Linked DNA regions of Homo sapiens: region 1 is linked to region 2. Evidence: chromatin loops called from intact Hi-C (ENCODE). Cell type or tissue: B cell. All regions are shown on one strand. Each heading gives the region's core, and the rest is flanking DNA. Links, peaks and the distances in the headings are about the cores only.

Region 1 (5,381 bases), core at 136-5,135, 55 kb after region 2:
CAGGCTGGAGTGGAGTGGCACGATCTTGGCTCACTGCAACCTCCGCCTCCTGGTTTCAAGTGTTTCTCATGCCTCAGCCCCCCAAGTAGCTGGGACTACAGGCATGTGCCACCATGCCCAGCTAATTTTTGTATTTTTAGTAAATGGGGTTTCACCATGTTGGCCAGGCTGGTCTCAAACTCCTGACCTCAAGTGACCCACCTGCCTCTGCCTCCCAAAATGCTGGGATTACAGACGTGAGCCAGTGTGCCTGGCCTCCTAAGGCTCATTTCTATAAATAATACTTCCCCAGAACCCAACTCTAGAAAGCGATAATCATCCCTTAATGAATTCTCTTTTATATATATTATTGTGATGGTCATATTATTGCCCCATATTTGTCTTGATGTTTTGGATTTCAAATGGACAAGGCATCCCACCCTTTCTTGCAATTTAGAGGCATCGTCCCTTGGCAAGATACAGAAAGACTTGCTGGTAGAAATACGAATCACCATGCCATTTAGAAAGCAATCTGGAAATGTCTATTCCAATCTAAAAATCTATTCTTTTCTTAATCAAGTCATCTCACGTCCTGTAAGCACAGAAATGTTTATTACAGTATTATTTGTCATAGCTACATTCAATAATTCATGCTACAGTCAATCAAGGAATAGTACGCAGTCATGAAAAAACAAAAGAGGGATTTCAGCAATCTATCACTGTTAAATGAGAAAAAGAAAGATGCATAAAGGGACATATGATATGATCTGATTTGTATAAAAAACAATCACAACATATATTTGTGACTACAAAACATTTGGTAAGATTGTAGAAGCATAAAGTATGGAAGGACACAGACAAGGCTGATGCCACTGGCAATCTAGAAGAGAGGAATTAGAGTGGAAGGAGGGAAGGGAATGAGAGGAAAAAAGTAAATAAGTGAAAAATGAAAGCAAGTGTCCATGATAAGAACCGCATGGGTGCTCCTATCTCATTTATGGGAAATCATGTGTGTGGAGGTGACATAAACACATGGTGGTGAGATGGTCCCCAAAATATCAATGGCTTTTATTTCAGGGTGGTGAGATTTTTTTTAATAAGGTGAAATGTTTTTAAAAATAATTTTTACTTTATTTTCCTTATAGGTACTATTGGAAATATGTACAACCACATGAATTATTTACATAATCAGAAAAAATTCATTGAGAGAGAAATATGAAAAGTCTTATGCCAGGCAATGTATGTCCCCAGAGGAGGTGCAAGCAGGGAGATGAGGTTGTAAAGTTAATTTAGAACCTGACTAGGAGGGTTCTAAGTGCTAGGCAAAGACAGGAGCCTATCAACATATTAACAATAGGGCTGTGGTTTTGTTTGTTTGTTTGTTTTTGGTGGTGGGTTATGAGTGATTTTTTTTTCTTCTGTTTGCTTTTCTCTATTTTCCGGATTTTTCTGCAAAAATTCTATCTTGCTTTTGTAACCAGAACAAAAATATTATGTAAAAAATAACACAGTGGAAGTGGAAGTGGATAATCATCAAAGTGCTGACCCCCAGCAAAAGAAATGAAAATCCATTTATGAATCAGTAACGTCAAGGTGAGTCAGTAAGGACCCCAGATAAAGAAGAAACAGCGAACACTGAAAGGAACATAGGAGGCCTTAAATGTTTTCTAAAAAAAAAAAAAAAAAGAATGAGTGAAACTTTGCTTAGGAAGAACTGCTAAGGCTCAGTGGCCCTCTGTAAAGTTTACACTGATGTCTGCAAAAACACATTCAACCAAATGTCAAAGCTGGTTGATAGGATCCAAAAATTACAGAGAACTGTAATTGCTTTAGAGACTGGCCTATTTTTACCATCAAGTCTTTAAGTACAGCTACATCTTGGAACCCATATCAAGGAAAGGTACAATACCAAGGGAAAAGGCAATAGAAGTGATAGAAACCACAGAAGTGGAAGACACTGTGCTAAGATGATGTAAAGAGCCTTCCTCTGCACAGGAGAGACGTGCACCACTGAAAGCACTGCCTCAAAGAAACACTGGGATTTTGCACACCAAAAAAAGATTCCAATGTGATTCTGGCTTGATTCGTTTTGCAGTGCAGTCAACATAACAAATCTACGATCCATGTTAGGATAAATTAATTTAAAAGTTTCTATTCAATTGTGGTTTTCCTTCTTCTAACAGTTGGCACATTCTGAGAACTGCCTTTTGTTAGACACATTCAGGGGGAGGATGGTGGCATCACGTTGAAGAAGGCGGCAGCAGGAGGCTTCCAAAAGAACCTCCCAGCTTCAAGATTCTCTGACTCGAGATGAGACGCCATGCCAACCACCAGATTTTATGCTTTCTCTCTCTCAGATGCTCCAACTGAGGTAGTTTAGTAAATAAACTGTGTTTATGTTCTCTAGCATTCCTGAAGCAGATGTAATATAACTGAAGGCAAACAATTTTAGTAATGCAATTCATGCATTGCCATCTAAACACCACGTCATCATGAAACTGAAATGTTTACCAAATAATCAAAGCCCAAGACAAAGAAACCGAAAGGCATTCTGTAAGGCAAAGTACCAGCCAGTACTTCCAATAAAATAATTTATTGAGAGTTATCCTGGAGTGGCTTGTCAGAAAAAGTCAATGTGACTTGGTTTCTAATCACTAAAAGGACTGTCTTGCTGTTATTCCCAATGGTCAGGAAAAAAATGAGGAGAAACTGGGTTTGTTTTCATAGAGTAGTAGGGTTTTCCTAACAGAGTTTCAGGATAGGCTGGTCAGAAGGTAAGCAACGTTCTCCTTCCAATGATCCCCAATAGTTCACCCACATTTCCCAAAAGCATCAAATCTTGTCTTGACAACCTGGCAAGTGCTGACCGCCAAATGACAGGCCTCCTCCTTATGATGTTGTGAAATAAGAGTGACCATCCTTTGAGTTCAGTCCCAGCTTTTCCACTAACTGGCCACGTGTCTGTGGGCAAATGGCTTTATCAGTGTTGAGCCTCAGTTTCCTTAAGTAAAATGCTAAGGTTAGACAAAGTGATCTTTAGAAACCTTTTGATCTCTGGCAATCCATGACCCTTTACAATCAATTCCAGGTTTTGTTTACTACGTTCTAGGTTTAACACAAAATTAGACGTTGAGTGTTCACTTTAAGCAAAATGGCAAACAATAGGTTAGTCCTATGGGTTCCTTGTACTACGAAGATGTGAAATTCCCAAGAAAATGTCACAGAGTTGAGTTCAGAAAAATAGAAGAATGGAAAAAAGGAAGGAAGGGAGGGATAGAGGGAAGGATAGAAAGATAGGCCCCAGAACATGCAGAAACTGCCTCCAAGGTCAGTCAGCATCCTTCTCTTTCTCTGCATCGGTGGTGTGTTTTCTTCCGTCTTCCTTCTTGCCTTCACAACTTCTACTCCCATAATTCTCAGTATGGCCTTTTCATCAACCCAATTCTCTTTCTTTCTTCAAATGTGGCTCAAGCTCATGTCTTTTCTGTCTGACACCAGCAAGTTCTGATCTTCTGTTCTTTCTGAGTCCCCTCTTGGTGTGCCACCTAACTAACATGAAACCAGCAGCAAGTCTATTGGTAGGAACAGCCCAGGAAAAATGCCCACCAGATCTCCTAAAACCCTCAATGTCTCTCCCTACTGGGGCACAGCAGAGAGGTAGAGAGAAGGGAAAAGCTCCTTCTTCCCTTTCTTTTTTTTCTTTCGTTCCTTCCCTTTTTCTTTCAATTTAATGTTCATTGAATATCTCCTTTATGCAAAGCATTGTTCAAAGTTCTTTCACATACTATTTCATCTTATCTCTCCACAACCTCCCTGGAAATCCAGAGTCTTGGCCAATCAAATTCTGATCCTCTCTGTGTCTCTCCACCACCATCCACTCATCCCCCTCCACTCATCCCATCCACTCATCCCATCCTCCACTCATCCCCATCCTCCAGTCATCCCCATCCTCCACTCATCCCATTCTCCACTCATCCCCATCCTCCACTCCTCCCCATCCTCCACTCATCTCCATCCTCCACTCATCCCCCTCTACTCATCCCCATCCTCCACTCATCCCCATCTACTCATCCCCCTCCACTCATCCCCATCCACTCTGTCCCTTGGGATTGTGTTTGGTTGTTCTCTCCACCTTGGCCCTTCCTTCAATCAACTGCCAATTCTGAATCTCATTTCTGGCTCCTTTTTCTTCTCCTGCCTTTATATCTCTCCTGAACACCTAAGCCTCTTCTTAACTGGTCTCCCTGCAACCAGGTTCTCATTCTAAAGCATGAGTTGGTTGATATCACTGCACTCATCCAACACTTTATGTGACTCCATTTTCTATATAACATAACCTGAGTTCCATCATTTGACATTAAAGGACTTCTAACTTCCCCAAACCAACATCATTAAATCTTATCTTCTGAACATACCAGGCTTTTTCTGATTCTCCAAATATGGCTTGCAATTTTACTCTTGCAGGTTTTTGTTTGTGCTGTTCCTACCATGTGGAACAGCCTTCTCTCACCTCAGTCCTAGAGAAAAATCTTATTTTTCAAACCTAGCTCAAGTGCTACCTCATTCCTCCAAGTCAAAAGTGATTGTCCTTTCTCCTGAACTTTCTAAATTTTAGTGGCTTATGGTTCTAAAGTTGCCTCTAGGTCACAAAGTTCTGGAGGGCAGGGATCTTCTCTATTTTTCTTTGCATTCCAACACCATGTATCAACCACAGCAGAACTTTTTTTTTTTTTTTTTTTTTTTGAGACGGATTCTCGCTCTGTCGCCCAGGGTAGAACACAGTGGCACAATCTCAGCTCACTGCAACCTCTGCCTCCCTGGTTCAAGCAATTCTCCTGTCTCAGCCTCCTCACGCAGCACTTTTTAAGCGTAAGCAGAAATGAAGTTGCTAACCCTGATAATTAATTTACCAGCCACCATTGTCTTCCAAGTGTGCCTCCGAATTTAAAATCTACAAGCATTGATGAGGGCCTACTATGTACAAAGCACTCTGGCAGGAGATGCAAGGGCAAGTGAGCTCAGGAACAATGATGTTTATAATGAGCCATTTTAAAGACCTACCTCACCTCACTATGCTAGGCCACCAAATACACCATTATCATGAACACATAATCCAGTTTGGGGATCATCAATCCTTCAGAAGCCTTCCTTCCTCACTGAATATACTAGCGGTAAAATCCGTATGTTTCAAAATGCACCCAAGAAAAGTAGGCTCAGAACTCCAGAAATCGGGGCCTTTATTTCCTTCCAGAAGACAGAGTGGTTGATAAAGAAGAATGAAGGCATTTGTTACTCAGCAGTACTAATCTTCAAATCTACAATCTAGTTTAACTTCAGTTATAATGCGCATTTGGAGCCATGGAAGTAGCTGAAAAAACAAGAATGTCTGGAAAAACTAAAAA
Region 2 (5,381 bases), core at 92-5,091:
CATCTGAATATTTTTGAGTGGAGATTATCAAAGCCAAATGTGTGGGAAGAAAGCCTAATCATTAATCATCTACTACAAATACAGGTAGTAAAGGTTTTGAAGATGGTGCGTGAGCCTGCACAGACAAGTCTGCGGGATTGGGTCCTGTTATGAAATGCCAAAGGGGCTTTTTAGCGACAGGCACGTGGGCCCCTCTCAGCCGCCCTGTCGGCACTCAGATACGCAACTAAGACCGAGTGGGTTTCTTTTCTGGTTTTGTTCTTTAGGCATCAGAGTTTACATGTTTAGAAAGAGGGAAGTTGAGGCTGAATAGTCACATCCACCATATTCTCATAGGGGCAAATGTTCTCTGATTAGGAGGGCTCAACCACAGTGCAGAGTCCCCTCTTCCAAAATTCTGTTTCAACACCGAGAGGAGTTCACATGACCAGGCAAATTAGAGATTTTCTTAGCATTTCCTGTTTCCCAGATTTCAGAGGAGCCCTTCAGGGAATGTCTGGCCCAGGGTAGCACATTCAGGATGAGGGAAAAATGGTTATTTTTAGGTCCCTCCAACCATCACATTCCTCCCTGTCTCCACTTGGGCACTCTGTTGTTCTAGTGACCTGTCAAAGGGATGGGGGCGGGGCTGCGAGAAAAAAGCCACATCGCTTCCTTTGGGGTGGGGGTAAGGGTACCCCTGCTCCAGGGGTCCTAAACTGCTCACTAGCCCTTCTGCTGGAGAGGGACCAGAGGTGGAAGACCTGCCAGAGTGAGTGCCAGGCAGCTCTAGACTTCTGGGTATTCATTTCTCATAAAAGGTTGCAGTATTTCCTGGACACCTGAATTCTATGTCTTCACGGCAAAAACAATTCAAAATGTCCCAAAACATTATGCAGGAAGGAGTTTTTAATTTTTTTTAAATCACTTTTCCAAAATGGTACCCTGAGGTGATCCTGTCTTCAATCTCCCAGCAATGAAAACAATGTGGTTGAAAAGTTGACAGCTTTCAACCCTTGAAAAGGTCACCTCCCTGCCTCACACCCTCTCGTAAGTATTAAGAGCATAACGGATATTTTGAGTCACATGTATTGTTCTTTGTTCATTTGCATTTGGTGAAATCCCCCCCTTGGACCAATTTAGTAAGCAGTGCCTTGGGCTTCCTTGGTGATTGTTCTCTTGTCTTCTGTATATTTTTTCCTGTGAAAAAAATTTAGACTCAGCCAGTGAAATGAAGTTGCAGCCTCTGTCACTGATGCTTTCTTTTTGCTCAGATGATCTTTCCATCTCGCTTGGGACAGAATTCCTTCTTCTTTGCAACGAATGAAGACCTTCGAGGCTCAGCTGAGGCCCTTGTACTCCAAGACTTTCTGAAAGCTCCCTCGCCCCTCCCCATCTGACCTTCTGTTGGACTGACATACTTCTCCATATTTCAGCCTCAGATGGCTTGGTGTTCACCACTAGACTGTGTTACTGAAAGTTAATCAAGGGTCCTAGGGCCATTTACAAAGTGGGACTGTAAGAGAAAGTCTAGCTAGATGGAAATGTATCCTAAATACCCCCAAGTCCCAGCACAGGGGTTCCCATCAACAAAAAGCCTCACCTCCAAATACATTGCTGAGGACGCAGGGCCCCGTCTTCCCACCTGACGCACTACACACCACGTCAGCTGTCACAGGAGGTCTGAGTGCTTTATGAAGCTGCCTGCTTTCTCTCTTACCTCCATGTGTAAGCCAACCACTCTGGCTTTCAGAAACATATTTCTTTCTCTATGAGTAATTTAAAAGTGACTCATCCTCAGCCTCACCAGCCGGTCCATGTGACCTGCAGTGCTGGTTGAGTGTTATCTATAGATGTGTAAACCAAAGCAGTTCTTAGAACACAGATTCCCCCTCCCACGTGCTGTTGATTTCCCTTTGCTACACAGGGAGGGAACGATGTCAGACATGAGCAGCCAGGGACTGCCCGCTCCGCACTCAAATCTGGAATGTGTCCATTAGAGGAAACAAAGGCCATCACCCAGTGACAGAAAAGAAGAGACAGGCAAAAGGCCTAATATATTTATTTTAGTATTAGCAGACCATCAAGAAGCTCTGAGAAAACTCCACAAAAATTGAAGACGATGATGACCCATATAAACAAAAAACTGCTCAAAGTTCTTTTTCTGAGCCAGTAGAAATTTAGACCTCATGAAACAGAGATGACACCCACACCCACCCCAACCAAAACCCCACCAACACGTCTTCATTGCTCAATCAGAAACACATTCCTGGGATCTGCTGTGGTTTGTCTTGGGAACTCACATATATGAACATGTTTTTATTTCTTCAACTTGCCTTTATTCCACCATCACCAAAGAATGGTGTCAGGCCCAGCTCGGGGACACTACTGGTGCAGGCAGGCACGCGGGTGACACAGCTGGCCAGCATTCTAGATCGTGTTTCTTACCTCTTTCTCACTTCCTATTTTCTATTAAACCAAATCTGAACTCATTTGCCTGCTTTGTGAAGACCTTCATAATCCAGCTACTGTCGCCTGATTTTCTAGCACCATCTATGCTCTTGGCACAATTAATCCTTGGCTACCACTAGGGCAGCATCCTCACTGCTCCTCCAAGGAAGACACCAGAGCCTTCATTTCCATGCCTTCACCCTCCCAAACCCCCAAACTCTGCCCTCCTTCCTTCTTTCCTTCCCTCCTTCCTTCCTTCTTTCCATCCCTCCTTCCTTCCCTCCTTCCTTCCTTTAAATTGAGAAACTTTTGCTCTGTCACTCAGGCTGGAGTGCAGTCGCAATTATAGCTCACTGCAGCCTTGAATTCCCAGGATCAAGTGATCCTCTTGCCTCAACCTCCTGAGTAGCTGGGACTATAGGCATGTGCCACTATGTCTGGCTAGTTTTTGTAGAGATGGGGTCTGGCTATGTTGCCAAGGTTGGTCTTGAACTCCTCGGTTCAAGTCATTGGTCCACCTCGGCCTCCCAAAGTGCTGGGATTACAGGTGTGAGTCACCATGGCTGGCCACCCTTCCTTACCACTGTCTGTATCTTTACCTTCTGGGAGCACTCTTACCTTCATCACCCAAATCTTAACCCATTCTTCCAGCTCAGCTCATCCCACCTGAAAATCTCCTTACCTTCCTCACCTGACCATTCAAGCTGTCACTAATGTCTACATCTCCTAAACTTCTCCAATAGTTCATCACATCTGCTCTTCAGTTTTGTTTTGCTACCTAATATATCACTTCTTATATTTTCCAATATTGTTTGATTGCAAGTTCTTTTGGGAGGGGTATCACATATTTCACTCCTATTGGCCCCACAGTGCCTAGCCCTATAACAGCAGATGAAGCAACCTTTAGATTGAAACAAATATTATTTTAATATTGCCAAAAAGGTGTAATAAGCAAGGTCTTACTAAACTTTTGGCCAGCTGTTAAATTTGATTGCATGTTGCCTGAAAGAGAAACTTTACTTTTTATCCTAGTAGGAAGTTATGTGGAGAGGAATAATGTATTGGATATTCAGTAAAATGAAAAAAAACACACAACAATAGTCATTTATATAGCACTGTGTACAAGCACTGATCTAAGCACTTAACAAATATCCATTCATCTTAAACTTCATAGTGACTTTAAAAAGTAGGCACTATTATATTCCCCACTTCACACATGAGGAGATCAAAGTATTGGAGGGAAGTTGTCCAAAGTCACATAGTGGCTAAGCTAGACTCAAACTCTGGCAATCTGGCAATCAGACTCTTCAGAGTCTGTGCTCTTAGTGGCTGTGCTATATTCCTGTTAATAGGTGTGTGCTTTTATATGGCCTTTTTCATTGAAGCAAAGAGGAGCTTATCTTCTGTATGGATACCATGTTACAGTTATGTGTACTAAATCCATCATGAGTCAAGTCCAGTGTAAAGAAAACTGATGGTGAGATGTCATCTTCCAGGGAAGCTTCAGAAAGAAGTATGGTGGTGGTATGGGAGCTGAACAAATAGAGTTTTCTTTGAAATGAATGGAGTAAAATCTTCCAGTCCGCCCTCAGGACCCTGTGATATGGTACCACCCTTCCATGCTCTGTAGAAATAAGAGATTTGAACCTCTGGGCAATCTTTAGGTAGGCTTGCTCCAGAAAAATATTACTACATACCCAAGAGAATCTTCCCAAATCCTACTTTCTCAACATAAACTCAATACAACTCAAATCACAGCTGCCATTAGATTTGCTTACAAATTTTAAATATGATCTGGCAGCCCCAGACATGGTATGCCTGAGAACTCCAGATTAGGTACAAGAAGAAAACCTCATCCTGGTGGTCAAATCACGGCAGGAAGTGATGCCACTGACAATTATTCCTGTATTAGCAGTTGCTTAAGTACCATGAGGCTTTTAGGGGGAAAGACTGGGAGGCAGTGGTTGGAAATGAAGCCCATTATTAATGTAGTCAAGCTCTTCAGCTGGATTCAATAAAATAAAAAGCCCTGCCCAGACCAGTGTCTGTAGTAGAAGATGCTAAAGAGCTGTTTTTCAAAAATCTGGCTTTATTGAATCCAGGCTTTATACACAGCATTCCTTCTTCCTGAATGGCTGAAAAATCATTCCATGCATTTGAAACCACTGGAGGAGAAATGAACTTAAGCCATGGCAAGAAAGCACAGTTAGATTTAAGGCGTGAACGTCAGCGTTCAAGGTAATGGAAACCTTGGTAGCCCTGTAGATAGATTTTCAAGAGAGACTGTGAAATCCTCAAGTCAATTAATAGAAGAATATTTTTCACAATAGCAAAGACTTGGAACCAACCCAAATGTCCAACAATGATAGACTGGATTAAGAAAATGTGAATGCTAGATGACGAGTTAGTTGGTGCAGCGCACCAGCATGGCACATGTATACATATGTAACTAACCTGCACATTGTGCACATGTACCCTAAAACTTAAAGTATAATAATAAATAAATAAATAAATAAAAATAGAAGAATATTTTTATTAATTCAATTCAGGTTCAAAATTATTATTGGGCGCCTACCATGTGCCAGCCCCCATGTGGTGCCCTGCAAGGCTCTAAGGATACCAAGATGAATAAACACAACCACTGCTCAGGAGGAATTTACAACCCAAGGGAGGAAACAGGAGCTCAGGGCTGACAACCATGGAGGGAAGTGTCTTGGTTTGGATGAACCTCATTGGGTGTGACTCTGTTGGTCTCTGTCCCTCTCTCTGGGTTTGCTGCTGTCACTTTTCATGGCTCTGGCTCTGTCTTCATTGTTCTCTGACTGCCTTGTCTCCATCTTCCAGGCCCCTAGCTGCAGACCTCCCTGGCTTGGGGAGCCGCAGGCATCTTCTGTGTTTATCCCTCCAACCACATCCCTGGCCAATGGCTGCTTCTGCTTCCATACCCTGCT

Evidence for each region. Hi-C counts contacts between places; a loop is a spot of excess contacts. Peaks named below come from ENCODE experiments on the same cell type or tissue, not always from the same donor. Only the 100,000 strongest peaks of a DNase experiment are listed, where the experiment ranks them.
Region 1: a loop joins it to region 2, with 2.6 times the contacts of the local background. A loop is called at or near these places in 11 of 110 quality-filtered maps.

What each region holds. Positions count from the first base shown.
Region 1 is chr18:63,214,753-63,220,133 of GRCh38, forward strand. The region is part of intron 2 of BCL2 (BCL2 apoptosis regulator); the gene reads right to left. Among named protein-coding and RNA genes, the nearest start is that of BCL2, 100 kb to the right of the region's middle. In B cell, for the core only: no CTCF peak of the experiment used is centred there; no DNase peak of the experiment used is centred there; H3K27ac peaks cover 782 bases.
Region 2 is chr18:63,160,147-63,165,527 of GRCh38, forward strand. The region is part of intron 2 of BCL2 (BCL2 apoptosis regulator); the gene reads right to left. Among named protein-coding and RNA genes, the nearest start is that of BCL2, 160 kb to the right of the region's middle. RefSeq lists enhancers at 685-804, 1,215-1,454, 1,545-1,834, 2,035-2,084. In B cell, for the core only: no CTCF peak of the experiment used is centred there; DNase peaks (open chromatin) are centred at 255, 1,095, 1,725 and 2,415; H3K4me3 peaks cover 2,459 bases; H3K27ac peaks cover 4,619 bases.